2 separate regions of the Mus musculus genome follow, and region 1 is linked to region 2. A link is a loop called in an ENCODE intact Hi-C map of the cell type or tissue named here. Cell type or tissue: left cerebral cortex. All regions are shown on one strand.

Region 1 (8,000 bases), 140 kb after region 2:
TACAGGCATGTTGAGAAGGAAAACTGACCCTACTCAGGAAGAGGGAGATAGGATTTGGCTCTGAGCCACAGTCCAGAACCAACAAGGCTTACCTGCATATCATATGACCCATCGCGGTTATACGTCACAGCTATGACTATATCTTTAAGGACAAGGGAGAAATTGAAGAAAAAAAAAAAGAGAGAAAACATTATGTAACAATGGAGATGACCCAATTCTCCCTCTCAACCTTAGGCAGCTATTCAAAGAAAAGGTGACATCTTAACTCCCGCAGACACAATGCTTTTGTTAGCAAAGTCTCTGACTGGGCTCAGTACAGACAGCTTAGCAAACCTTTCTCTTTTGAAAATGGACTTTTAATATTCCACACATTTTTACCTGCACACAAAAGCTACAGCGAGAGTGCAGAAAGAGCGATCAACTAGAAGGAGAAGGTCTGGTTTGAGACCCAAATCTACCACCTCCTTACTGCTGTGGCCTTGGCTAAGTAATTGTTTCTATGTGCCTTCACTTGCCAGCCACTAAATGGGTGTGGGAATGTAATAATGAAGTAAATGTGAGGCTCTTTAAAACAGTAACAGATCATAAGAATATATGAGATGATTCATGCCACGCATGAATATGGAATTGAAGAAGACTATTCTCCAAGTTGGAAATCACAAGTTTTATATAGGTGTTCTCCTGTAGTTTCTGCAAGGCCCTGGGCTCAATCTCCAGCAGCAAATATTTTTGTGACCAGAGTTATGCAAGTTACCACCACTTGATGAACTCCTGAAGTCTTGGCCATCATCTGGATGCTTCCAACTTGAATGTTTTTAATCTTGATCTTCTCCACAACCCTGGCTAGTTATGCCCAACTGAATGCTGCTGACATCTTGTGATGAACATGGTAGGCCACTGCTGTCCCTCCTGCCTCACAAGCTCCATACTGGCACGGCTATTCTCCACCATCCAGGTTAAAGCCCTTTTTCTCGCCTGATGTCCAGTGGGCAGCACCTGGCAGCCAAGTTCTTTCCTTCCAAAACCTGTCTTACGAGTCTCTTCCTTCCCTTGCTGGTGTTCTACTGGAATGACCAAGGCTGACAGGCTCTGACAACGTCTTCTGGGCCCTCCCTGCTTCCCATCTCAACCCGTCCAGTTCCTTATTCAAATTACTGTCCTAGGAACAAGGGCTCAGCCTCCCACCAGAGTTTCCTGTATTTCCCCTCTGTGTGGCTCAGTTAACAGCCAAATGGGAAAATGGACCACCTGATAGCCCCACGGGCTTCTTTGCCCCATGCTCCTCACACCACCATGGGAGGCCACACCTTATTTATGTGACATATCCTTGGGAAGTGTCTGCCTAGGTCTTTTGAACTCACTGTTTAGCACATTTCTATATTTCTACCTATAAAACAATCATGATTCCCTCTGCATACCAAGAAAGCTGAAAGAAGCTGAGGAGAAGGGCGATTCTGTAGGAGGACCAGCATTCTCAATTAATCTGGACCCTCGAGATCTCTCAAACACTGGACCACCAAATAGCATACAGCAGCTGATATGAGGCCCCCAACACACATACGTTAGAGGACTTTCAGGTCTGTGTTCATTCAGAGATGATGCACCTAACCTTCAAGAGACTGGAGGCCCCAGGGAGTTTAGAGGTCAGGTGGGGTGGGGGATGGGGACTTCCACATGAAGACAGGTGGGTGGGGAGGAGTGTGAGATGTTGGAGGGTGGGTGGGAAGGCAGGAAATGGGCATGGAGTGTAAAAAATAAGTTAAAAATAAAATGAAATTAAAAAAACCTACAAAACTGAAACTATTCACAAATGAATTCTATTAACCCTATGGCTGGTACCTTCACATACTACAATACCCACATTCCAACCGAATACACTTCCTAATAGCTGAATAACACACGCACGTGCACTCAAGGGGAGAGGACAGAAACTAGTTTGCTCTTTCCGCCATCTATCACCACAGCTGTTTTCAGAGGTTTTACACTGGGTAGGTGAAAATTCTCCACTCTGTGTAGTATAAATACTAATTTTTTTAAGGAGAAAAATGTCTTCAATATACCAGATCATGTTTTTCAATTACAAAACAGTAAAAGTGTTTAAGTAACAGTAATGCCAGTAGAATTACAGCGGAGATCTGACTGTAATTTCACAGCATGAAACTGTGATTCCCTTCCCAGATATTTTTGTTTCCCACTGGAGACTATTAAACAGCTCGGTACACATTCAATAAGGCATGGAAATTTAGTGGGTGTAGTGTTATGTAAGCATGCATTCCTGGGAGATGGGGTCAAGCCCGGGCTGCAATTAGTTTTGTATGACCTTTGGAAAAGTACTGATATCGGAACTTTGACCTTGGTTAAGAACAATTAGTTGTTGAAAATAAAGGTGGTTACTAACAGCATGAATCTTATTGGCCTGCTCTGAAAAATGCAAATGAGACAGCCTCTGGAAAATGTTTAATATTGTCTCTGTAAGCCTTGAATAAATTTGGGCTGTTATTACTATTGAGGGCCAACTCACAGTTCTAACAAAATGGTCACCAGTAACAAAATAATATATAAAAGATTCAAGTTATAAACACAGCACTGAAGCACATGGTCATTTTCCTTGAGAAGACTGAAGACTGGTCCTACGTGAGATCATAAAGGCCCCGGGCTTCGTGTCTGGGATACTCCCCTGGTTACTGCTCATTAGCTGTTTGCCAGGACTCCCTAGAACACTTCCAGGGAGTTATATTCAGAATCAGAGCATCTTTGTGGAACAGCGTAAGAGAAGAAAAGTGTATATGGTGAGCAGCAATCACGGCAGCTTTGCAACTGTGCACTCATTCGTTTTTAAATTAAAATGTTCTTCATTCTAAGAAAATCCAGTACAATTCAAAAGAGCGCTCAGTGGTTTAATGAAAACCCATGCCAGATAGCATATTTGGCTCATCTGAATTTCCGTGGCACATGTGATTTTTCTGTTTAATTTAGGTTGCAGAGCGCCCTGCAAATTTCCCTGCCTCTGATACGTGCACTCGGCACACGGAGGCGGCTAATGAGACATTCTCTGACTCTGGAGACTGCTTTGTAGGACAGTACGAATAAACATTCCAGCCCAAGATGCAGGACAAGTTACCCACTTGTGCTATGGAGTGGAGGGGCATTTGCAACCGTCCTTGGAGACCACCCGGTGTATTTCTAGTAATGTCCATCTAGGCTCTAGTTACAACGCAGTCACTTTGTGAAGGATGCATTTGCTGCACAGGAATGATGTCTGTCATCTCAAGAGTCAAGAAGGCCCTGTTCCGCTCAGAGAAAGGGTGGCTGATGCTGGCAGGGAGCTGCTCTAACTGGTACGAGAGCTGCCTTGGCTCAGGTATCCCTGACATCCTCATATCCGGCATACTTCACCCACTCTGGCATCTCACGCACTCTGTCCTGTAGCAGAAGGGACAGTCACTGGCTCTTACGGCGCTCTGACCCTCTGTATCCTGCCTGCTCACACTCATTAACTATCTTCTGGCTTAGGTGCCAGTGTCCTCTAGCTTTAGTTAAAACGTCAGTCTTTACATTGAGCCTTCTCAAACCAGAATACAGTTAAAAACCAAAACCAAAGCCACCGAGCCAAAGTGTTAGAGAAGCCTGGAGTGGTTATCAAAAGGAGTGGCTATCCATAATGCTCTGTGCCGACTGGCCTTAGCAAGTCACCCTGCTCTCTGTGCTTCCGCATCTACACGTGAGCAGTGACTCCCTCATTCTCTTGTGACGCTCAAGTGAAGATAAACACTCAGGTGACTGAACATACACTGGATGACAGCTCTTCAGTGACCCACTCCACCTGGATCTCAAAGTCCTGCGTGAATAGTGGCGACCATCTGTCTTAGAGCAGGCGGAAAAATAACGTACAAAGAAAGACCTTGCCTAAAATCACACACCCTAGTCTCCTCAGTGACAGTTGGCCATATTTCATTTCCACTGTCTGCTAGGTATGTCTTATGGCTTATTTTCAGGATACTTAAACACCCAAAAGCAGGGAAAATATGTGCAGGGTTGATCCCATGGCCCTACTTGAGCCACTTAAAAACCCCGAGCTGACTGTGCTTGGGTTAACACGCTGTGTCGCTGCACTCTGCATTCCTCTCGTAATAAGACGTCACTCACCACTTTTACCACTTCTCAGAGTCATGTTCCTGGTGTAAGAGATATTCAGTCTTCTCCCACTGCTGAATGAAAACGGAGAGAATTGATCTAGAAAAGATTTAAAATACAACAACAAAATTACAAGTATCAAGCCCCCCAAACATGTACAAAGGTGAATGTAACCCACGGGTCCTTGGTTGGCAGCTCAGATGTGTGCTCTACTTCGTAAGTAAGCTAGTTGCTTCCACTTGTGTCTCAGAGACTTTTATCTGAGAAGTCCCAGCTTCTCTGGAAGATGAGTATCTGCGACTCAGCCCTTGTCCTCTGGTGGCACAGAGGTCTCCCTTTCGCTGTGCCTCTGTGTCACTGGCCCAGCTCCTCGTGCTGCGCATACAAGCTCTGCTGGGCACAACCCAGAGGCTGTGGTACAACTAAACCGAAGCCATTGAGTGTGAAGCCTGTAACTGTGACACTTTACAAACCTAAAGACGCAGTTATATTCTTTACACTTTCGATAGAAAGACTATGAATAAAGCTAAAAATCAAAGATGCGAACAATTGAACCCTGTTGTTATTGATAGGAAGCAGGAGCATATATAATAATCTTGGGGCTAAAGAGATGGATGGCTTAATGGCTAACGGCAGGAGCTGCTCTTCCAACTCCCAGATAGATGGAGGTTTACAACCATCCATAGGTCCAGTGCTAGGGTATATGATGCCCTCTTCTGGCTTCCATAGGCACTGCATGCATATAAAGCACAGACCTAGATGCAGGCAAAATCCGCATACAGAGAAAATAAAACAAAAAATTATGATTCTAATAACAAAAAAATAAGTAGATTTAAGAATTATGTTTACTCCAATGCTCGGCATTATCCTGAGTAAATACTGTGGGGTGGGTTTCAGAGAGAGAGAGAGAGAGAGAGAGAGTCTCTGTTTTATTAGTTTAGAGGGAGAGACCTTTCAGTGCACAGCTGACTGAAGCTGTAAGCCATCCTCTGAGGTAACTGATGCCAGAAGTTGGGAAACCATTGAGAGCATGCTGGAGAAGGAGCCTTTGTGTGCAAACCATGACAATCTTCCCGCGGTGCATCCTCTGACACCCTGAAGGGCCCAAACTTCCATTCAGACAGAAATTCAATCACAAGATGGAAACACAGGGGAAGAAGAAACTTAACAATGAAGTGTGGCTCACGCTTAGGAGTCTGATTCTCCAATGTTCCATCCTTCGACCAAGGGCACTGCGGTAGGTAGGGCAGGTATGGTGAAGCAAGCCACAGGAGTAATGAATGCACACGGCCAGCAGAGGTCACCATGAGATACAGAAGGAACGAGCGATTGCAGAGACCCATTTCTGCAATGCTAGGCATTCATGGAGCAAGTGCTTATGTGTACACTTGTGATATATGCACGTATGCTTATGTACTCAGGATATATGAATGTTTCTTTTATAACAGACACACACACAAGAAAGAAAGACAAAAAGAAAAACCCCCAAAACATCTTCAGAAAATAATCAGTCCCTGGAGGCTGGAGAGGCAAGAACGTCACAGAAACAGAAGCGCGTTTCTTGCTGAGTCAGAGAACACGGCCAGGGAAGAAAGGCGCGCTCGGTACCTTGAGTGTGGAGTTTAAAAGCGCTGGTCATTTCTTTCTCTTTGAGGATGAGCCCCAGAGCTGCCTGGCACACAGACTCTTTGGCTATAGTGCTGTGACTCGGCAGCAGGTCCTTGTGGTGCTGAGGGATGAAGTCCGTGTGCACGTTCCCAGCCTCAAACTCTGGGTGGCCGGAGAGCCGGAGCAGGAAGTCCACGTTGCTGCGCAAGCCGACAATCTGGGAAGAGAAGCAAACCCAGGGCCCTGCTGAGCATAGAGGACAACACATTCAGGAAGGCGTCCGTCCGCTCTATGACCTACCAAGGTGTCACGTGCAGAAAGGCGATCGATCATTGCACATCTGGACCTACACTTCAAAATGTGGCTTCACAAGAGAAACAGGCTATAGGACATAGTACCGCAGGAAGGGGGTTAACTGGCTTATGCTGGGAAAATGATGAAAGTTAAAAAACCAGACATGAGATATATTTGCAAGAGACCAGATTTTCATTTAGAGCATTCCACAAAATAGGATGCCCGCAAATGCAGCAGGAAGGATCGTGATGCTGGAGAGGGAACAAGAGTAAGCAGCCTGAGAGAAGTCGCCTTCCAGCTGAAACCCAAGGTTTAGATATGGATATAAAAATTAAACAAAAAAATAAAGAGCAATACCATCTTGAATTCTCTCCTCAAAGTAAAAGGACTAAAGATGGAGGTAGCGATGGCGTTGGGTTCATGCATCGGCTCACCCAGCCACCCTCCTACTTCATTCCCTGAGCTGCTGTCGGTGCCAGGTTCTGACACAGCCTCTGGGGACAGTGAGAGGCAACACAGATGCAGCCCCTGCCTTCACAGGGCCCTGACCGAGGCTGAGACTGGCTGAGGTGACAGAGAACATACAGTGTCCTGTTCTGAATGGGACAATGAACCCTGAGGAAGCTGACCGAGGACAGTCAGCACACAGGATGGATGGGGTGAGGATGGACTAAAAGGGAAACAAGAGCGCTTCTCCACATTGACCCACTGAAGGAACTGCAGGTGTGGCCACAGTGATAGAGCCTTAGAAATTGCAGCTTTTACATGGATAAATCAAACAGGATAATTTTTAAATTATGTGTTATAAATTCTTCCATGAAGTGAATGAAGTTAAGGTGGTTGGAACTTATGTACCACAAAAATTAATGTGATACAAAAAAAAAAAAAAAAAAAACCCAAAAGACAAAAAAAAAACAAAACCAGAAAACAAAAACAACAAAAAACCCACCTCTGATCCATGGCTGAAAATGAAGATCAAATGTTTTGTTTTTGTTTTTGTTTTTTTTTGTTTTTTTTTTTGTGGTTTTTCAAGACAGGGTTTCTCTGTGTAGCCCTGGCTGTCCTAGAACTCACTTTGTAGAACAGGCTGACCTCGAACTCAGAAATCCGCCTGCCTTTGCCTCCCGAGTGCTGGGAATTAAAGGTGTTGCCACCACGCCCGGCTTCAAATGTTTTTTAAAGAACACTGATTAGACTCATTCCTATAGTTGGCTTATTCACAGATGACTGGGACTTCACTGGAACGCAGTGGGGACATTACTGGTTTTATCTCTACGATCCTTTGTTTTCCAACTGAAATAAAGAAGCGCTCAAAGCCCGCACACACTGGTCTTGGAGAACTGCCCCCTGAAGAACTGCGTGTGTCTGACACACAGGAACGTAGGGCTGAGGTGCTAACATCAGGCCTCTGGCCTCAGCTCACTCACGTTGTACTGATGAAGGCAGTACCTCAGCTTCGACAGGGCTGACTGGCGGTCTGAGGCCCACACAACGAGCTTTGCGATCATGGGATCGTAATGCACCGAGACTTCATCTCCTGGAATCAAGAGGCACTGTAAGCTGTCAAAATCAGATCTCTGAGGATTGAAGCAAAGCTGAGCAAGATGTGCTTCCTGTCACCTCACGCCCAGCCCTCCCCAATCCCTGCATGGCAGGTGCCCTCGGCACCATTTTATTTTCGAGGAAACCATGACTCAAGAGGGATTTAAAAACTTGTCTAAAATCTAACAGGGATTAGTCACTGAGAGTACCAGACTTTCTCATGTGACACATATTATGCAGTGACACAAAGGCTGGCTTTCTTCAGCCTTTTTTTTTTTCCTTTCTCTGTTCGGAGGTCAAGGCAAAGTCCAACCCTCTCTTGTTAAACTTATTTCCATTCTGAGCTTTCAAGCCTTCAATCCTCTGGGCCCACATACACCAACCTGCCCAACCCACAAAGTAATTAGATAAATAATGTGCAA
Region 2 (8,000 bases):
CAGTCCTACACACACACACACACACACACACACACACACACACCGTCATGGCTACTTGTTATATCATTTATTATGGTCAGTTGTAATTTAAAATATAAATAAAATGTTATGAAAGTAGGTGGGGTTTTTTTTAAGATGACTTTTATTTTCCAGATAAAGTGGTAAATTGTTTTCAGGGTGTACAATTTTTACGTATTTTTCTAATCCATTGAAAATTTATAGAAATCTATTTACTTTAAAAATACTGCTTATACACCACAGCTTAAAGTTGTTAAAAAAAAATGTGCTTATTTTTTGTTGTGTTGAAATTCCTGAATTTGAGTCTCTTTAGAATCACTCACCTGGTGAGTGAGTGAAGGCGTCCTGGAGCCGTTTGCGCACTAAAGGCTTTATGCTCACTAAAGCGCTTTATGCTCATCAGTGCATGGCTGATGATGCCGCGGCTAGAGCTGAGCATGTCAGGGTTATGTTATACTTGCTGTCTTCTGCGTCCTTAAAATTTTACATGTCTAGTATGTAGTTAGCTTTTATATTAAGCATGTTTAAATAGAATAGCCTTTTTAGATAGCTGCTAACTGCTGTCTATTAGAATTTAGTGCCTAAGTGCAGCTATAGCAACTATAAATAGATCAGAGTGCTATATATATTGTAAAAATTACACTTTGATTATTAGTGAACATTCCTTCTCATCTTTATTGCAGGAATCATGGGTAAAGAGGGAAGACAAGCTGCAAGAAACAGTGACTATGCAATAGCTAGATTTAAATTTCTCTCCAAATTACTTTTTGTTCACGGTCATTTTTATTATATTAGAATAGCTACCCTTGTACAGTATTTTTTTTATAAGGTAAGTTTTGTTGTATTATAAGAATCAATTATTGATATTTTAACTTGAAATTCCAATTTAAGAATATTACAAATATTCAAATTATTCTTAAAATAGTTTCTTTAAACAAAAATAACTATTTTATAAATAAATTTATTGCTGGTAGACAGTGGTTGCCACTGGACACAACGTGATAGGATTGCTTAAAAAGGCCACAAAAGAATTTCTGGGTCAATGAAAGGGTTCATTGCAAATAAGCCTGACACCATGAATTCAAACCTAGGACCCCATGAGAGAGAACTCCACAATAGAAGGAGAGAGCGACTGTAAGTTGTCCTCTGGCTTTCACATACGTGCCAGGATGTAGACTTGCTCACTCTCAGTCTCCACTCAGCAGCCCTGTCTCTCTCACATACATAGGAAGTAAATGTCAAAAGCAGGAGAGCACACAAACATCTGCTTTTTGGGAAAGTTCTCTAATCTTATGGTTTATAAATTTATCAAGCATCAAAATTTATACTTAAATTTTATTATTTTGTGCAAATTTAGCTACAATAAATTTAATTTCCTTAAAGCTATTTTATGTTTGCTTAGTAATACCTGTAATTAAACCTAATTTCATGAATTTATAGCAGAGTCCTTAATCCTTTTTGGTTTTAAGGGTGGTCCTGTGGTAGTAACTGCACGGGCCTCTCAGTTATGGAGGGTTCTTTATATGATAAAACAGATGGTAATGCTGAAACACCATTCTCTCATTAGAACCCTTTTAAGGAAGGTGGGATTCAGTGAATCCATGTTTTGTGTCTCTGCTAATAAACATTTACCATACCAGAATATCTCTTGTTGTGTGTGTTCCTGTAATTAATAGTTGTAAGATGATAGACACAACTATGTATATCACCATAAACGGATATGACCGTTTTCTTCTAGCCTATTGTTCTGGCTTTCGCCTGTGATGAGAGTAGACTGATGGTTACTATAGACAGGTGTGGACAGTGCTCTTCTACCTTGTTCTTGCTTCACTTGTCATATGAGAAATACCAAGACAGTAAGATCCTCTGCTAGTTCCACTTTATGCTTTAAATAGTTTGGCAGTATAAAATTCTTATAGTCCTGAAATTCAAGCAGCTGTTACATATAATATCTATGATATTATGGACTAAGAGTTTAAATAGAACTTTCATTGCTTAGGACTGATGGAAACTGAGAACTTTCATTATAATATCTGTATGATTCTCTAAGTAGCTTCTAGACATGATTTAATAAAATGAGAGAATTCTGTGTTCTCACTTTACGTGAGTGTGTCCTTAGGGAAAATGCATCTTAAAGTAGGTGTCAGCTAAGACATTCTTTCTAGGCATTTGTAACCATTTAAGATCTCTGTCTCTGTGGTCATCACTGTTTGAATCCCTTCCCATCTTCTTTTCCAGAATGTGTGCTTTATCACACCCCAGTTTTTATATCAGTTCTACTGTTTGTTTTCTCAACAAGTAAGTAAAACAGGCTTGTGTTTGTCCATTCAGAAAGTTAATGTGTTCAAGTCTTAACAAGTATTTAAACAGACTTCATTTTCCTTTGTCCTGCAAGTAACTAGGTATAGTTACTTAATCCACCTAGCATTCATAATATTTATTCTGGCTTTAATTTGTGATTACTATTAATACCAAAATATATGTTAATTGTGGACTTTTCAAATTGACATTAAATCATTAACTCTTGATTTGTGTGTTCATGAAGGTTTTACGGAGTTTGTGCTTTCCTCCTATGGTGCAGTCAGGGGTGCAGCCAGGGTGATTTCCTCCTATGGTGCAGTCAGGATGATTTTGAACTGGTCCTCTTGCCTCTACTCCCCAAGTGGCTTATGGGGTTAAATTTCCACTGGTGGCAAAGATGTGACGCGTAGGCACTGTTTCTTGGCTTGTTCACTCATGGTTTGCTCTGCCTGCTTCCTTATAAAACCCAGAAACACCTGCCCAGGGATGGCACGATACACAGTGGCCTGCATCATTAATCAGGCATTATCCATAGACTGACTACTGGCCAAGAGTATGGAGGCATTTTCTATAATAAGGTTCCCTTTTCTCTGGGGGGGGGGGGGGGGTGAGATGGCTCAGAAGTAAAACACAGTGGCTGCTCTTCAAGAGGTCCTGAATTCAGTTCCCATCAACCACATGGTGGCTCATGACCATCTATAAAGGGATCTGATGCCCTTTCTGGCATGTAGGTGTAATTCTAAAAATGTTCTTCTTCTCCCATGTCTGATTTGTGTGAGGTTGACAAAGCCCCCTCAGCATAGTGATGACCTGAGACAAAAGCTATAAATATGAAGCATTCGTAGCAGCCATACCAGCTGCTACACTTGAGAGGACGATGATGGCACCAAGGACTTAGCCATTCAAAAAAAAAAATAGCTTCTATGGAAAAAGAGAGGTTTCCATACTGTAAGCTGTATAGAAGATGGAAGGTGGGGGTAGGGGGTGTACCTCAGAGACCTACCTAGGAACCCAGGATGCATGGAGGAGAACTGTTAACCTGTGCCACCCTGACCAACTTAAGAGTCTTGAGATGGAAATCCAGTTTACTACACTGAAAAAAACGTTCAGTCCCCCAGACAACATAGCTCTAGGAATAGTATATGTTCTATTCTAAAACAAAACATGTTTATTAATTGAAATTCTTATAAAGGGATTTTGGTATAAATTGAAAAATTAAGGTACTTATTTTTAATATTTTCCCATTACTATGTATACAATAGAATATATAATCTAGAATCTCAAATTTTCTCCAATCTATTCTCTTTTTAGACACTGTATGACAGCGTGTACCTGACTTTATACAATATCTGTTTTACTTCCCTACCTGTTCTCATATATAGTCTTGTGGAACAACATATAGACCCACACGTATTACAGAGCAAGCCTACCCTCTATCGGTACGTATCGTCTATTAGTGGATATGTCTAGGTAGTGTAAAGCATAGTTGTTGGATGGGTTAAAGTTTTTCAATGTTAAAGAGAAATTCTCAGTAAATTTCCAGTGTTTTTAGGAATAAGCACTTCTGTCCTTAAACTGTTGTACACAAGAGTAGTTATTCAGTTGTTACTAGCATCTAGAGCTTCTTTAAAAGTTAGTTTATATTTTCATATTACATAATTTATGAGTGCCAATTAAAGTAAAGTGCAAGTGAAAGACAGTAGTTCTTGCTCTTTCCAGAACTCCCAACCAGGTGATCCTAGAGATGTTGAGTCTGTGAGGACTAAGCCATGATCGGCATAAATTGTCAGGGAGGCTGGAGAGCTCCAGTTGCAGACACAGCCAGTCATGTGAGGGAAGCTTGCTCTGCCTTACCAGAATATCTAGGAAGGTCTGTTACCCTCCTCACAATTAACTTCTGCAATGAAGACACTGAGGAACCTTGGTGCTGAACCCAGCCTGTATCTTACCAGAGATCATCCTGGCAGTGTGGCTCAATGAGAACAGAATGTAAGACAGATAATCAGGTTTTCACAGTTACACTGAAGTACTCTGCCTGTATCATGGGTTATTATCAAATGAAAAGATACTTGAATTTATTGAATTCTGAGCTGTTATCAAGATACTTGTTATTATTAGAAAGGTTTGTAAATTTAGTTTGTTCTTTTTGCTGATATTTTTTAGCCATCTTAAAATTCATAAATTATTAGTTAAATTAGTTTAGAAGATAAAATGAACCCTAATGTGTTGATTTTTCTTTTTACAACTAATTGCAGGGACATTAGTAAAAACGGTCTCTTGAGCATTAAAGCATTTCTTTACTGGACCGTCCTGGGTTTCAGCCATGCCTTCATTTTCTTCTTTGGATCCTACTTTCTAGTGGGGAAGGATACATCTTTGCTTGGAAATGGTCAGGTAAAACATGTTTCGCAAATGTTTGAAACCGTTAATAATGTTGAAAAGAATGTAAGCTTAAATCACTTTTGCTTAGCCCAACCCCCAAGCGCCCCCTGCCTCCGCTGAGTTCAGGGGGACGTCAGAGTGGGAAGAGTTGGGTCTTCATGAGCTCACCCCTCACTCCAAAACAGGGCACCCGATGTGATGTATGCAGGCGAAATGCTGCCTCCCTCCTTTCTGTGGAAATAGGACATGGCCTGCCTTAAGTGAGACCAGATCCTCGGGATTAGGCCCACAGTCTTAGCAGTTCCGGGTTGAAGTTGCCTGCTTATATCATAGTGCTTGCTGCTGTAGCCCTGAAACACTGCCACTCAGGACTTCAGTTGATAGCCATTGATTTTTGGAATTTCCAAGTCTGCATACCTAAAAAAGTGAGAAATAAACATAGATTCAGTATGATTTCTATATGAGTCTGCTTGGAAATCTGCAAGGTACCCTCAAAGGAATGTAAATTGATGTTCCATTATTAATAAGCAGTGTGTGTTTACCATTCGCTTTTATACACCAGATACTTTGTCCATTCTGCATACTTTGAATGTCACTTATCATCATTTTAAAAATGATGTGAGGGCTGGGGAGATGGCTCAGCGGGGAAGAGCACTGTCTGCTCTTCTGAAGGTCCTGAGTTCAAATCCCAGCAACCACATGGTGGCTCACAACCACCCATAATGACAACATCCTCTTCTGGCGCGTCTGAAATCAGCTATAGTGTACTTATGTATTATAATAATAATAATAATAAATCTTTTTTTAAAATGGTGTGAAAGTCAGGGAGCTTCAGTAATTTGTCAGGTAATTGCTGATAGAGACATAGACATTAAAAGCAATCAGCCTTTACATAAGTTCTAAGTGAGTGTCGAGATTTAGAGCTATGTAAGTTAAATTCATAAAATCTGCATACTTAGAATCTTAGTATGGAAATAACATCTGAAATTTTGGGGGGGATTCTGCATGTGTGATAGACTATAAGTTTGTACTCTAAAGACCAAAAGAGTGCTTCTGCCTGATACTACTTGCAGTATTTACATGGAACCCTTTGCAAGATAGTTCCATTGGCCATTGTCTTTTTTTCCCCAGATACTGGTTTTAAGTTTAATTTTTTTTCTTTTTTGTTTACTTAGATTTTTCTATCTAGATGCACTGTAGCAAATGTTTTACTATAACTTCTAGTTAGAAATAGTTCAGAAAATGACTAAGGTCAAGCAAGGTGTTGTTATCATTTTTACATGGGGACAGGAATACAACAGCACACTGTATCATCCTAAGTAAAAACAGTCTTAATAAAGACATTCTGCATTCTGAGCCATCTTTATGTTTCTGCTTGTATATATTACCCAAAGGGCCATTGTTCAGAATAGTTATCACAATAAGGCTTCAATTGTTTTTGTCCTTGTCACTTTATTAATATAATCAGAGTTCATGTGTATATCTGTCTTAAATAATTCAGATACTTTTTGTAAAGAGTAAAATTACTTTTACCTTATAGTGGAGTTAACACTATGCTGATAACTAACGTATTAGTCTGTTCCTTGTGTTTAGATGTTTGGAAACTGGACATTTGGTACTTTGGTCTTCACAGTCATGGTTATTACAGTCACAGTAAAGGTATGGTATGATATTAGAAACCTGTGTGCACTTGTTCTGTGTATCTTACTTCAGCTTTTAGCTAGACATAGTTTCCCTTTTGGCTTTTCAACAGTACATGGTCTTGCTAAATTTTAATCATTTATTTAAATTTTGCTGTAAAATTTTTCTTCTTGTCCATCATTTTGGAAAGCTTCATATGATTTTGGCTACAAATTACTGAGATTTGGATTCACTGTATATTATCTAAAATAACAGGGATTTTTTTGTGTGTGCCATAGAGTTGAGGTAATGTCTGTCATCGCATGATATTTCAATACTGCTTTCCCTCAGAAGGAAAATATTCCAATATTTCCTACTAAGACTGTTTCATTGATACTGTGTCTTCTATGGAACCAGTCCTCAGGGCTAAAAACAGCTATAATTGACAAGTTAAACTATTATTTTATTTTATATTTCTAAGGCACTTTTTTTTTTTTTAGATGGCATTGGAAACTCATTTCTGGACTTGGATCAACCATCTTGTTACCTGGGGATCTATTATATTTTATTTTATATTTTCTTTGTTTTATGGTGGAATTCTCTGGTAAGTGGCTACACTATGTCTTAATTGTGTTGATTTAACAATAATGAACATTTATTGTGATTGGCTTCTTGACGACCAAAATTCTGCTCATAATAGTTTATAAAAACATTATGCTGATAAGTTCATTCTTGTGAGTTGATATATATTCACAATAATCCCATTGTACTCATTTTTCTACATGAAAACTGAGTCTCTTGGTCATAAAGGTAAAACCAGAAGAAAGCTTTACTACAAACCGTTAGTCTGACTTCATAGAAATGGTCTTTATGCTAACCATATTAGTTTTAAATTACTTACTCACTCATGCAGTAAGTCATAGAACCTGTTAACTTTTTGTTGGTAACATCTCTCTCAAAAGTTAACAGTATGCTTCATCTTCATTAAATGTAGCTCATTAGTGGATTCTGGGAGATTAGTAAGTCATGCCTCCTTCCCTAAGCTTTCTGTAGTACCTGATGGTTGACTGACACTTTTTCTTTTTTTTTGGAGAGCATATGTATTCCATGTGTCTATTGTACCTTAGGTCCACTTACCAGGGCAAAACTTTCTAAAGGTAAGCACAAAGAACTCGAATCTGTTGATCATCAACTTCCATGAAAGGATCGTTAAAGAACACACTTATGTATATTGTTTTGTGTAAACCTTTCCCTGTTTTTATTTTTTCCTATAGTTTCTTACAATTAGGATATTTAAAAAAAGAAAAAAGAATACCTTCATAATACCATGATCTGAGTTTCTGAGTGTGTATAAAGAAAAGCTGGGCTTTCGTTCTGAGATTTGGATAATCAGGAGGTTGTTCTGGTGGTGTTGCTGGAGGCTGGGGTGTCAGGCTCTGTGCCCCAGCACATATGTGATGTCAGAGGGCATTGGTTCTCTCATTCTACCTTTACTGGGCTCCAGGGACAGAACTCAAGTTGTTAGGCTGGGGCAGTGTGTGCTTTACCCAGCGAAGCCATCTCATTAGCCCAGATTTTTTGTTTGTTTTTTAACCAATAGAAAAAAAAGTTTTTACATACTTATTTCTTGGTTTTTTTATTTCTATAGTCTCCATTACTCTATTCTTTATTATTCTTTT

What was found. Hi-C counts contacts between places; a loop is a spot of excess contacts. Peaks named below come from ENCODE experiments on the same cell type or tissue, not always from the same donor. Only the 100,000 strongest peaks of a DNase experiment are listed, where the experiment ranks them.
Region 1: a loop joins it to region 2, with 2.2 times the contacts of the local background. A loop is called at or near these places in 2 of 42 quality-filtered maps.

The regions. Positions count from the first base shown.
Region 1 is chr3:35,968,332-35,976,331 of GRCm38, forward strand. It overlaps Mccc1 (methylcrotonoyl-Coenzyme A carboxylase 1 (alpha)), which reads right to left. Exons shown (of 19, transcript NM_023644.4): 12 at 7,464-7,573; 13 at 5,743-5,959; 14 at 4,147-4,233; 15 at 93-142. Among named protein-coding and RNA genes, the nearest start is that of Mccc1os, 28 kb to the right of the region's middle. In left cerebral cortex, CTCF peaks have their summits at 4,856 (motif pointing left) and 5,438 (motif pointing right); DNase peaks (open chromatin) are centred at 2,941, 4,847, 5,421 and 7,662.
Region 2 is chr3:35,830,665-35,838,664 of GRCm38, forward strand. It overlaps Atp11b (ATPase, class VI, type 11B), which reads left to right. Exons shown (of 30, transcript NM_029570.4): 22 at 702-847; 23 at 2,257-2,316; 24 at 3,631-3,758; 25 at 4,575-4,713; 26 at 6,295-6,360; 27 at 6,822-6,925. Among named protein-coding and RNA genes, the nearest start is that of Atp11b, 81 kb to the left of the region's middle. In left cerebral cortex, no CTCF peak of the experiment used is centred here; a DNase peak (open chromatin) is centred at 3,101.